Regions from separate parts of the Homo sapiens genome. Here region 2 is linked to region 1. A link is an interaction called in ENCODE POLR2A ChIA-PET data of the cell type or tissue named here. Cell type or tissue: GM12878. All regions are shown on one strand. Each heading gives the region's core, and the rest is flanking DNA. Links, peaks and the distances in the headings are about the cores only.

The links. ChIA-PET counts read pairs that join two places held together with the same protein. Peaks named below come from ENCODE experiments on the same cell type or tissue, not always from the same donor. Only the 100,000 strongest peaks of a DNase experiment are listed, where the experiment ranks them.
Region 2: POLR2A ChIA-PET joins it to region 1 with 10 read pairs; 2 of 35 experiments call an interaction of 5 or more read pairs at or near these places.

What each region holds. Positions count from the first base shown.
Region 1 is chr2:241,372,526-241,377,904 of GRCh38, reverse strand. It overlaps FARP2 (FERM, ARH/RhoGEF and pleckstrin domain protein 2), which reads right to left. Exons shown (of 27, transcript NM_014808.4): 2 at 4,615-4,821. The coding sequence starts at 4,797. LOC105373973 (a long non-coding RNA gene) reads left to right here and starts at 5,165. Exons shown (of 3, transcript XR_924066.2): 1 at 5,165-5,379. In GM12878, for the core only: no CTCF peak of the experiment used is centred there; a DNase peak (open chromatin) is centred at 3,144; H3K4me3 peaks cover 1,122 bases; H3K27ac peaks cover 3,546 bases.
Region 2 is chr2:241,292,076-241,297,454 of GRCh38, reverse strand. The region is part of intron 1 of HDLBP (high density lipoprotein binding protein); the gene reads left to right. Among named protein-coding and RNA genes, the nearest start is that of HDLBP, 21 kb to the left of the region's middle. In GM12878, for the core only: no CTCF peak of the experiment used is centred there; no DNase peak of the experiment used is centred there.

The sequences.
Region 1 (5,379 bases), core at 213-5,212:
TAGATTTCCCATGTGACCCAGCAATTCTACTCCTAGGTATTCTGTCAGTCCTCTGTATCCACAGGTTTGGCATCCACAGATTTGATAAATCCACCTGATGATCAAAAAGGATAAAAACAACCCCACCAAAATGATAAAAAGTAATAGTACAATGAGAGATAATAGAAAAAAAAAGTCAATACAGTATAACAAGTATTCACATAGTGTTTCCATTGTATGAGGTATTATAAGTAATCTAGAGATGAGTTAAAGTACACCAGATGGCCAGGCGCAGTGGCTCACGCCTGTAATCCCAGCACTATGGGAGGCCAAGGCAGGTGGATCACCTGAGGTCAGGAGATCGAGACCATCCTGGCTAACAAGGTGAAACCCCGTCTCTACTAAAAATACAAAAAATTAGCCAGGCGCGGTGGCGGGCGCCTATAGTCCCAGCTACTCGGGAGGCTGAGGCAGGAGAATGGCGTGAACCCAGGAAGCGGAGCTTGCAGTGAGCCGAGATTGCGCCACTGCAGTCCGCAGTCCGGCCTGGGCGACAGAGCGAGACTCTGTCTCAAAAAAAAAAAAAAAAAAAGAAACCAACAAAACATCAAAATTTCCCCTATGTTAAAAAGGCTCCTGAAATGTAAACTTCCAATATCAACTTGGGGAATCTGCACAGCACCACACAATGTCAGTGTTTTCTGGCCATGAGAATACAGAAGAAGCTAGTGCTTTTCAAGTTTAATATCAGCACATCTCCCTGGAAGAACACTACTGTTTAAGACTTAAGTGAAATGATAATCTAGTAAACTGACAAATAAGATAGGTGCATATGGCCAGAAAACCCCAAAACAAAACAAAATTGAATTCCTGAGGTTAGAAAACACTGCTATAGAGGGAAAAATTCAAAACATTCTTAAAGTCTGTTAACCAAATCTAACTTTCGATTTCATTCATTTAACACGTTTACTCAGCAAGGCCCTGTTCCAAACACCAGAGGCACAGAAGTAGATACAATACAGCCTTTCCTTCCCAGAACTTGCATTTCAGGAGCAGGGAGACAGCAAGCAGGCACTAGGATGTGGTGTCTTCACCAAGACAGACCTGCCCAGCCAGGGGTCTCACTGCTCAGTGCACCCGACACCCTGTAGCCGAATGTCTGCCTCAGTCTACAGGTCCAACAGCAAAAACCACCTGACCACAGTCTGTCTCTTGGTTCCAATGTAAAGTCAAGAGGCAGAAAGACAGAATACGAATGAGACAAGTGGACAAACGACAGCAAGACAGTGATGGTGGGCTCGGGTCAGGCAACCAGCCTTGATCCAAAGACAACAAGGAAGGGGGGCGGGACAAGCCTGCCTCTGTGGGGCTATGCAGGGTGGACTTCCCCAGGAGGGGGACTCTGCCCACTCAGGGCAGGCCCTACACACCAGCCCACTGACACCAAACCTTAGAGTGGCACAGACAATTGCACTTCCAGAGGCTGTATCCTGGTACACTGGCAATATTTGTCAGGGTAGATTACAAAAAATGCTCACCAATTCCTGGCCGCTCTCTCATCAAGGTGCCTCTACTTCTCCACCCCTCGAATCAGAGCTAGCCTGGTAGCTTGCTTTGATTAATAAAATGTGGCAGAAGTGACAATGGACAAACTCCAAGCCAAGAGCCCAAAGGACACTGCAGTGCCCACTTCTGGACTGAGAACGTTTCTGTGACCACAAAAATGAGGCCAAGTGGGCTGGAGGGAGAATGAGATTCTGCACATGAGGTTCCAACCAGGGTGCCAAATGTGTGGGTAAGGCAATCCCAGGTTGCCCAACCCTCCAAGTCAGCCTAGTAGAGCCTCCAAACCAACAAACAGACCTGTGATTTAAGCTCCATGTTTGGGATGGTTTGTTACTTAACAAAGCTAACTGATGCAGTTGTGGAGGACAGGGTACTTGGAAGCAGAATACAACCAACTTACAATATATTGAATTTTAGCTCTCCCTAAAGGTGTGTATCAGCAGGCAACACAATGTAAAAAATACCCCAAGCTGGCACAGTGGCTCACACCTGTAGTCCTAGCTACTTGGGAGGCTGAGGCAGGAGGATCACTTGAGTCCAAGAGTTAGAGGCTGGCCTGGGGAACATAGCAAGATCCTGTCTCTTAAAAAAAAAAAGTACCCCATCCAACCCAGGATATTCAGAATATGCAAGACCATTTTCTTTTGCTTCAGATAAAAGTTCTTTAATTTCTGGTAACTCTGCCAGATATCTCAAATACCAAACATGACGGTTATATTTAACTGAAACCATAATCTCAATTTATTAAAACTGACAAGCTCTAAATATTGTAAAACCTTCACAAAATGGCATCTCTTATTTTCTTAGGTATAAAATGACTCATACTCAGTAAAGGTGAATTTCTTAGAGAAGAATTTACATCTTATTTATGACTCAACAACAAATGTGTGCTTTTTTCTTCTGGGTCCTAGTTTTAGTTGATAAAGTCCAGTAGGCAGAACAAAAAAAAAAGACACTCTAAAAGTAAACCTATTAGTACAATTATTTTTCTTTCACTTTTTTTCTCTTAAATTTTGCACCTATTACAAGCCTAGACAATGGTAAATGTGTTTATTGGAGGATGACTACATGGTGGAAATTCCTCCAAACACTTGATTGAAAAGATTTGGGGCTGGGCGCGGTGGCTCACACCTGTAATTCCAGCACTTTGGGAGGCCGAAGCGGGCGGATCACGAGGTCAGGGGATCGAGACCATACTGGCTAACATGGTGAAACTCCGTCTCTACCAAAAACACAAAAAAAGAAATAAGCTGGGCATGGTGGCGGGCGCCTGTAGTCCCAGCTACTCGGGAGGCTGAGGCAGGAGAATGGTGTGAACCCGGGAGGCAGAGCTTGCAGTGAGCCGAGATCATGCCGTGGCACTCCAGCCTGGGTGACAGGGCAAGACTCCGCCTCAAAAAAGAAAAAGATTTGGGAGCCTAATTAAGTGTCCAGACTTTAACCTATTTCCTACAGGAAAGTCACCCAAGAGCTGGTGAAAGGGCAGCCGACTGCTACTCTTCAGGGTTCAAAGGTTGCCCAGCTTCAGACCTCCTTCTCTGCAACAGAAGTGATGTGGGAAGTTGGACAGACAGGTCCTACCAGTTTCAGTTACCATGGCCCTGATGAAATTATCTTTCACTTCCTCCTCAGATAAGCACTTCAGAAAAGCACCCAGGTTCCCTGAGTTCTTACACCCTCCATACTTGCCTTCAAACAACACTCAAACCCAGAGACCACCTTGCTCAGAGCTTCACTGCCCCACCCACCAAGCTCCCCTCCTCTGTGTTCCCTCTTCCCTCCTTCCCACCCCATGCAATGCATTCCGCAATAAGGTCCACAGCTCAATAATAGTTTTGTTTTCTGTGTGGCATCTTGACTCCTCAAAAGAAATTCCCAAGTGTAAATAAACCTCCTGCTAGTTTAAATTCATTCTCTTGTCCTTACTTTTGTGCCATTAAGAGCAAGAAAAGCTTCTAAAGATGTTACTTGAAAGCCAGAAAAAATTAGAAAAAAGAGAATGTATTTGTGTATTACATATGAAAATAAATAATTTTAAAAAGAACTTTTGGCTGGGCACGGTGGCTTACACCTATAATCCTAGCACTTGGGAGGCTGAGGTAGGAGGATCCCTTGAGCCCAGGAGTTTGAGGCCAGCCTGGGCAACATGGCAAAACCCTGTTTCTACTAAAAGTACAAAAATTAGCCAGGCGTGGTGGTGCATGCTTGTAATCCCAGCTACTCCCGGGGTTGAGGAGGGCGGATCGCTTGAGCCCATGAGGTCCAGGCTGCAGTGAGGCATGATCGCACCACTGCACTCCAGCCTGGGTTGACAGAACAACACCCTTTCTCAAAAAAAAAAAAAAGTAAAAGATGAATAAAAAGAACTTTCATGCTAATAACATGTAGAAAAACAAAAAAATGTTTTCTAATACATCACATGGATCTAAAAAATAGTGTTACTTAAATATTGATATATGCATATATTCTTAGTATATTTAATTGTTCTTGCTAATATTACCAGTGCAATCTTCTATCAGGGAATTTTCAAAATAAAAACTGTATTATCATTGACCTAGAAAATTAAGTTATATGTTAACACCATACAACACCTCCTGCATGACAGGCTCTGTGTGTTTGCTCAATCCTCTCACCAGCAGCTCTGAGAAAGAGGGATTATAATTGTCCCTCTGTTTCAGAAAAGGAAGCTGACACACATGGAAGCTAAGTGGCATCCCCGCATCCAGGTGGCCTGGGCCTCGCTGAGACCAGGTGGCTTAAGCTGGGAAGGTCTGGGTGTACCATCTGGCTCCAGTCTGCACCTTCCAGCAGTCTCTTAGCCAGCCTCTCACGAAAGAAGATGAGTAGAAAGACCAAATTGTACTACAATTTTAAACAAAAGATACAATACCACTTTCCAAATAAAAGGAGAAATTCAGATTTACTGTTTCTAAGGATTTTCTCATGTGTTACCAAAGCTACTCTTGATCAACTTAATATGCAAAGTCTAACCAGCAAAATGGAATTTGGTACATAATTTGACTGTTAGAAGATATAAGGAAATATGCCTCCAAAAATCATGCTTCTTACCTCAATGTCAAATATTTCCATGGTGTTGTCCAGCAGCTTTACTCTGAGGTGCAGGTGCTTCTCTTGCATTCTGGGCAAGAGAGTCTGCCCAGGCTCAAGGGTGCTAACTCCCACAGGGGTCTGGGCACCCAAGCGCATCCCTGCAGTCTGCAGGACTCTGTATGTTCCTTCTATCTCCCCCATTCTTCACCATGAGTGAAGAAAACACTAAAATGAAAAAAAAAAAAACCACATGAAGGAATTATCACATTATTTAGGTACTAAAACAAGGTAAAAGACAAATTATCGGAGACACGGGAATCCTCTGTACTATTACTGCAACTTCTGTGAGTCTTAATCACGTCAAAAGAAAGTGTTACAAAAGATTATTTTCTACTCAGGCACTCATAGGTGGAGCATAAAATAACAAGCACCACCCTCAATAACAATATTTCCAGATGCTCTATGAGCCAGGCATACCCATTAACTCATTTAACCTGTTAGACCTCACAAACGAGTGACATCACCACCACCCACCCACCCAGCAGAGGCAAGAGAGCCCAGGGCTGCCACACCAACCCTAGGCTGCCCACTCCCTGGCACACCTCTCGCCACCAGCCCAAACAGTTATTGTGGTGATGATCCTTTTTAAGTACTAGATGGTGCCATTTCTACCAAACGTAAACAGGCTCCACAAAGCACAGCATCAACGCGTGTCAGGCAGTGCACAGCAAGAGCTGAGGCATTCGTGCAGCTGTTCTTCCCCTCTGCTGACTTTATGTGGAG
Region 2 (5,379 bases), core at 161-5,160, 80 kb after region 1:
CATGAGTTTATTCCAGTACCCCCATTTCCAATGTAGTAGCACAGGGTTTATTCTAGTTTCTCGCTTTCCAAGTGGATAACTCCGTTTCCCAACAGTGACAATCTTAGATCCCAGTGTCTCTAATATGTTTACTTCCTTGATTATTCACCCTGTATGGAACGAGGCTCCTCTTGTTGACCTTCCTGCTTGGATGCCCGCTGCCTCCTCATCTCACTCAGCTGCTGTCATCCTGCACCTCCACCCACCATGAGCATCTTCCTCACTCCACTTGGGCTCTGATACCCTAGCTATGTAGATATTCTCTTATGTGGAAGCCCGTATCCCCAGTTTAAAAACAAAAAAAGTCCAAGTCCTACACGCTCTCTTTTTGCAGCTTGATCATTTTCATTTAATGTACAGTAGTCTGTGCTTTTTCCAGACTGATACGTGAGCCGTTGGATTCTTGTTGGTAACAGCGCCTTACTGTGTGGTGTCCTTGTCCCACTTAGTATGACTGCCTTCGTGCTGACGCACACTCGTGTTCTTCCAGTTCTTTGCCTGTGGCATGCTGTTGTGAGCCTCACCTGTCACACCTATGCTTCTGTATTCTTTTGCAGGCACTTCTGGAGAGTAGCATTTTTGAAGTGTGATTGCTGACTTAGATTGTATATTTCTATTTTTTGTTATGTGTTTCTAAATTGCCTTCTAATTTTATACTTCCTCAATGGTTGAGTAGTCTTTTTTCCCCCTCACCATTATAAACACTGAATGATCACTTTTGTTCATCTTTGCGGATCTCATAAAGGCTGCATGAAGATGAACATCTATTCGTGTGTTTGTGGGCAATTTTATGTTAATTTTCTGTGATTTGTGTGTTCATATGTCCTAACCTATTCAGATGTTTTCCAGACATTGAAAAACTCCATTTGTATCTTGACTTCTATATTAGTGTTCTATAAAATTCTTATGCTCTGATAGGGTCAAATAAATCAATATCTTCCTCAGTGGTTTTTACAGTATATGTTGTTGGAGACTTTTTGCAGCCCCAAATCACAGGTTTTCCTCCTTAATCTTCAGGGCTTCAGGGTTTGATTGTTTACATCCAGATCTCCAATCCAGCTGAAATTTATTTTAGAGTATGTTGTGAGGTAGGGATCAAACTTTATATGTTTTCAAAATGGATAACAAATTGGCCCAATTCCTTGCTGATTTGAAATGGCACTTGTATCAAATAATAAATTCACAGGTACACGTGAGTCTGTTTCATGCATCAAGTGCCTCTTTCTTAGCCAGTAACACCAAGTGCTAATTACCATTGCTTTGTAGTATGCTTTGCTAATTTTAGTTGAATCCCAGCTTTTTTTTTTTTTTTTTTGCAAAATTTTCTAGCCTGGTTTTATGTTTAGGTGAATTTTTAGGAGAATCCTTGTTAGAGTTAAAAAAATATCCTACTGGGATGTTGTGTTACTTTCCCAGGGCTGCCGTAACAAATTACCACACATTTGGTGGCTTACAACAGGAATGTATTCTCTCGCAGTTTTGGAGACTGGAAATCTGAAATCTGGCAGGGCCACACTCCCTCTGGGGGATAGGAGAGAGATTGTTCTTTGCTTCTTCGTCTTCCAGCTCCTGCCCCACAGTCCTTGGCTTGCAGCTGCATGGTTCCCACCCCTGCCTCCCTCTTCACGTGGCTTTCTCGTCTGTCACGGGTGGCATTTAGAACCCACCCAGATAATCCAGGATCATCTCCTCATCTTAGTATCTTTCACTTAATGTCATCTGAAAAGACCCCTTTTCCAAGAAAAGTAAAACAAATTTCAGGGATTGGGATTCCCTATCTTTGGGTGGCCATTTTTCAGCCTATCACAGATGTTATTTGGAGTGTGATTGGGGGTGTAGATGAACTTGGAATAGAACAGACATCTTTTGTGATGAATCTCCTGGCTAAGTCTTGGCATCATCTCCATGATTCAGGCTTCTCGTGTATATGTGTGTGTGTAAAATTTTTGTTTTGCCAACTTGCCAAGCTTGCCTTCACTGTTACTAGAGCTTCATTATAATAGAGAGGTTTTCTAAACAGGTCATCTGCAGACAGTGGTATTTGTCTCCTTGCTTCATTCTGTCTCTTTAGATGGCCTATTGGACAGTCTTTGACAATAGTAACATCTTGGTCATTCTGTTGCTTATTTTAATACTATACTATTAGCTTTTTAGTAAATATGTTACTTTGGGGAAATATTGTTCATATAGCCATTTGCTGATGTTAAACTCCATAGAAAGTAAATAATACATGCTGAATTTCATCAGTTTTTTGGGCATTTTTGAAATGGTCGTCGGTCAGCCACGTATATGTTTATTTGTCCTTTTTTTCTTTGAGACAGAGTTTTGCTCTGTCGCCCAGGCTGGAGTGCAGTGGTGCAATCTCGGCTCACTGCAGCCTCCGCCTCCCGGGTTCAAGAGATTCTCCTGCCTCAGCCTCCCGAGTAGCTGGGATCACAGGCACCCACCACCATGCCTGGCTAATTTTTAGTGTTTTTAGTAGAGATGGGGTTTCACCATGTTGACCAGGCTGGTCTTGAACTCCTGACCTCAGGTGACCCACCTGTCTCGGCCTCCCAAAGTGCTGGGATTACAGGTGTGAGCCACTGGGTCTGGCCTATTTGTCCTCCTTTTAGCCATAAGTATATATTTTCTAATTTTAAAACTGTATCCCTAGAACAGACCATTCTTAGTCATGATGTCTTGTTCTCTAAATTTAGTGATCAATTAATTAGGCTCGTGTTTTGTTTAAAATTTTACATGTTTTCTAGCTTGGGCAATATAGCAGGACCTGTCTCTTGGAGAAAAAATTAGTTGGGCATGGTGTACGCACCTGTAGTCGCAGCGCCTTAGGAGTCTGAGGTGGAAAGGATGGCTTGAGCCCAGGAGTTCAAGGCTACAGTGAGCTATCTTGCATCACTGTACTGCAGCCTGGGCAGCAGAGCGAGACTCTGTCTCAAATAAATAAATAATAAAATAAAATAGAAATTTACGTGTCTGTAGAATAGTCTATAATGATTAATCTCTGCAACATCTACTCATTGTTTTGGGAAGACAAAACAATGCCGATTTTCCTTTGGGGAACAACTCTTTCTACCATGTGTAAACCATGTGTTTTAGATAGAATGGCTCAGCTGCATGGGTGGACCTGGTTGGCTGTGGCTACTAGACATAACACATGCCCTTGGCCCCCTGATTATAGTTATTGGTCCCTAACGAGATCAGAACCCAATTAATGCCAATGAGTTACAAAAATAATTCGTGGCACCCGTGAGACAAAGAAGCTCTTATTTCCTTGGGAGCTACCAGAAGATACAATTACTGCCATTTATAACACTTCTTATTTCAAAACCAGGCAAAGATAATATTGTATCATTGTAATCTCGGGTGTGTGTTCTTTTCTTTTGTCAGGCTAGAGAGAGTTAATTGCTCTTCAATTGCTTTTTTCAAAGAAACTGATTTTGCTTTTGATTGACCAAGTAGCTATGTTTCTGTTTTTGTTTTTTTTTTTTTTTGAGGCAGGGTCTCGCACCCTCACCCAGGCTGGATTGCAGTGGTGCAATCACGGCTCACTGCAGGCTCAACCTCCTGGGCTCAGGCGATCTTCCTGCCGCAGCCTCCCAAGTAGCTGGGGACTACAGGCACGTGCCACCATGCCAGGCTAATTTTTTGTATTTTTGGTAGAGATGAGGTTTCGCTATGTTGCCCAGGCTGGTCTTAAACTCCTGGACTCAAGCGATCTGCCTGCCTCAGCCTCTCAAAGTGCTGGGATTACAGGTGTGAGTCACTGCACTTGGCCTGTTTTGTTTTGTTTTAATTTTTTTTGAGGCAGAGTCTCGCTCTGTCACCCAGGCTGGAGTTCAGTGGTGCAATCATGGCTCACTGCAGGCTCAACCTCCTGGGCTCAGGCGATCTTCCTGCCCCAGCCTTCCAAGTAGCTGGGACTACAGGCACGTGCCACCCAGGCTGGGAGTGCAGTAGCGTGATTATAACTCACTCACTGTAACCTTGAACTCCTGGGCTCAAGGGATCCTCCTGCCTCAGCCTCTCAGTAGCTGGGACTACAGGTGTGTGCCATCATGCATGGCTTTTCTTATTTTATTTTATTGTATTTTTTATTTTTTTGTGGAGATGGGGTCTTGCTTTGTTGTCCAAGCTGGTCTCAAACTCCTGGGCTTAAGTGATCCTAAAGTGCTGAGATTACAGGTTTGAGACACTGCACCTGGTCTTATATTTCATCAATTCTTTTTGTTCCTTCTACTTTGGTTTTCACTTTACATCTTGACTTGAATGCTTAGTTCATTCATCTTCATTAATAAAGTTTACAAGTTTGATTCACCCTGTGAGTGTAGCTTTAGCAGTGCTCTGTAGACGTTGATAAGTGGTCCTCTTTGCTCTTTCTTCTTTTCTGAGACGGGGTCTCGCTTTGTTGCCCAGGCCGAGTGCAGTGGCACAGCTCACTGCAGCCCCAGCCTCCCCGCACTCAAGTGATCCTCCTGCCTCAGCCTCCCTAGTAGCTAGGGCCACAGGTGTACACCGCCACACCTGGCTGATTTTTTGTTTTCTATTTTTATTTTTGTACAGGCAGTCTCACTATATTGCCCAGGTTTCTTTTCCTTTTTTAAACCTTGTTGGGAAAACTTCAAAATATACCACAAAATAAAAGAGAATAGAAGAGAATCATATGCCTGTCACCCAGCTTTCACAGTTGTCAGCATTTTACTATAGCCCTGCCCACTCCCAATATTTTATATTTTTCATTTGAGTATTTTAAAGCAAATCTCAGACTTTTAGTCACCTCTAAATACTTTAGCATGTATTTTTTAGGAAACGGCTTTAAAAAACATAACCACAATACCTTCATCATAGCTAACACCACCAACCACGCTCATTAATATTATCTAATATTTATTCTGTGTTTGGTTTTCTCCAGATGTCATAAAAAGCCTTTTTACACTTTGTTTGCTTGAATTGAAATCCAAAGAAGGTCTCCACATTGCATTTGGTTTAAGCCTCTTAGCTCTTTGAAAATCTATAGCTTGCAGCTTCTTTTCCCTTTTTTAGTTTTTGTTTTTAATGCCATTTATTTATGAAGGCAATAGGGTTGTTTGTGCTGTGGAACGTCCCAGGTTTGGGATTTGGTTGACTGTGTTGTGGCACTATCTAATGTGTTTTTCTAATCCTCATACTTCCTGTAGCTAGGTCAGGATGCTTAATTGGTTTCAGGCTGTTTGTTGTTGGGGGGGTGGGGGGCAGTGGTTTCAAGGATATTCCACAGACTGTGCTCTGTGTTGCACGTTGAGCAGCCAGGTTACATGATGTCGGGTGCGGTGTCAGTAGGTTGAATTATAGAGTTCTTTA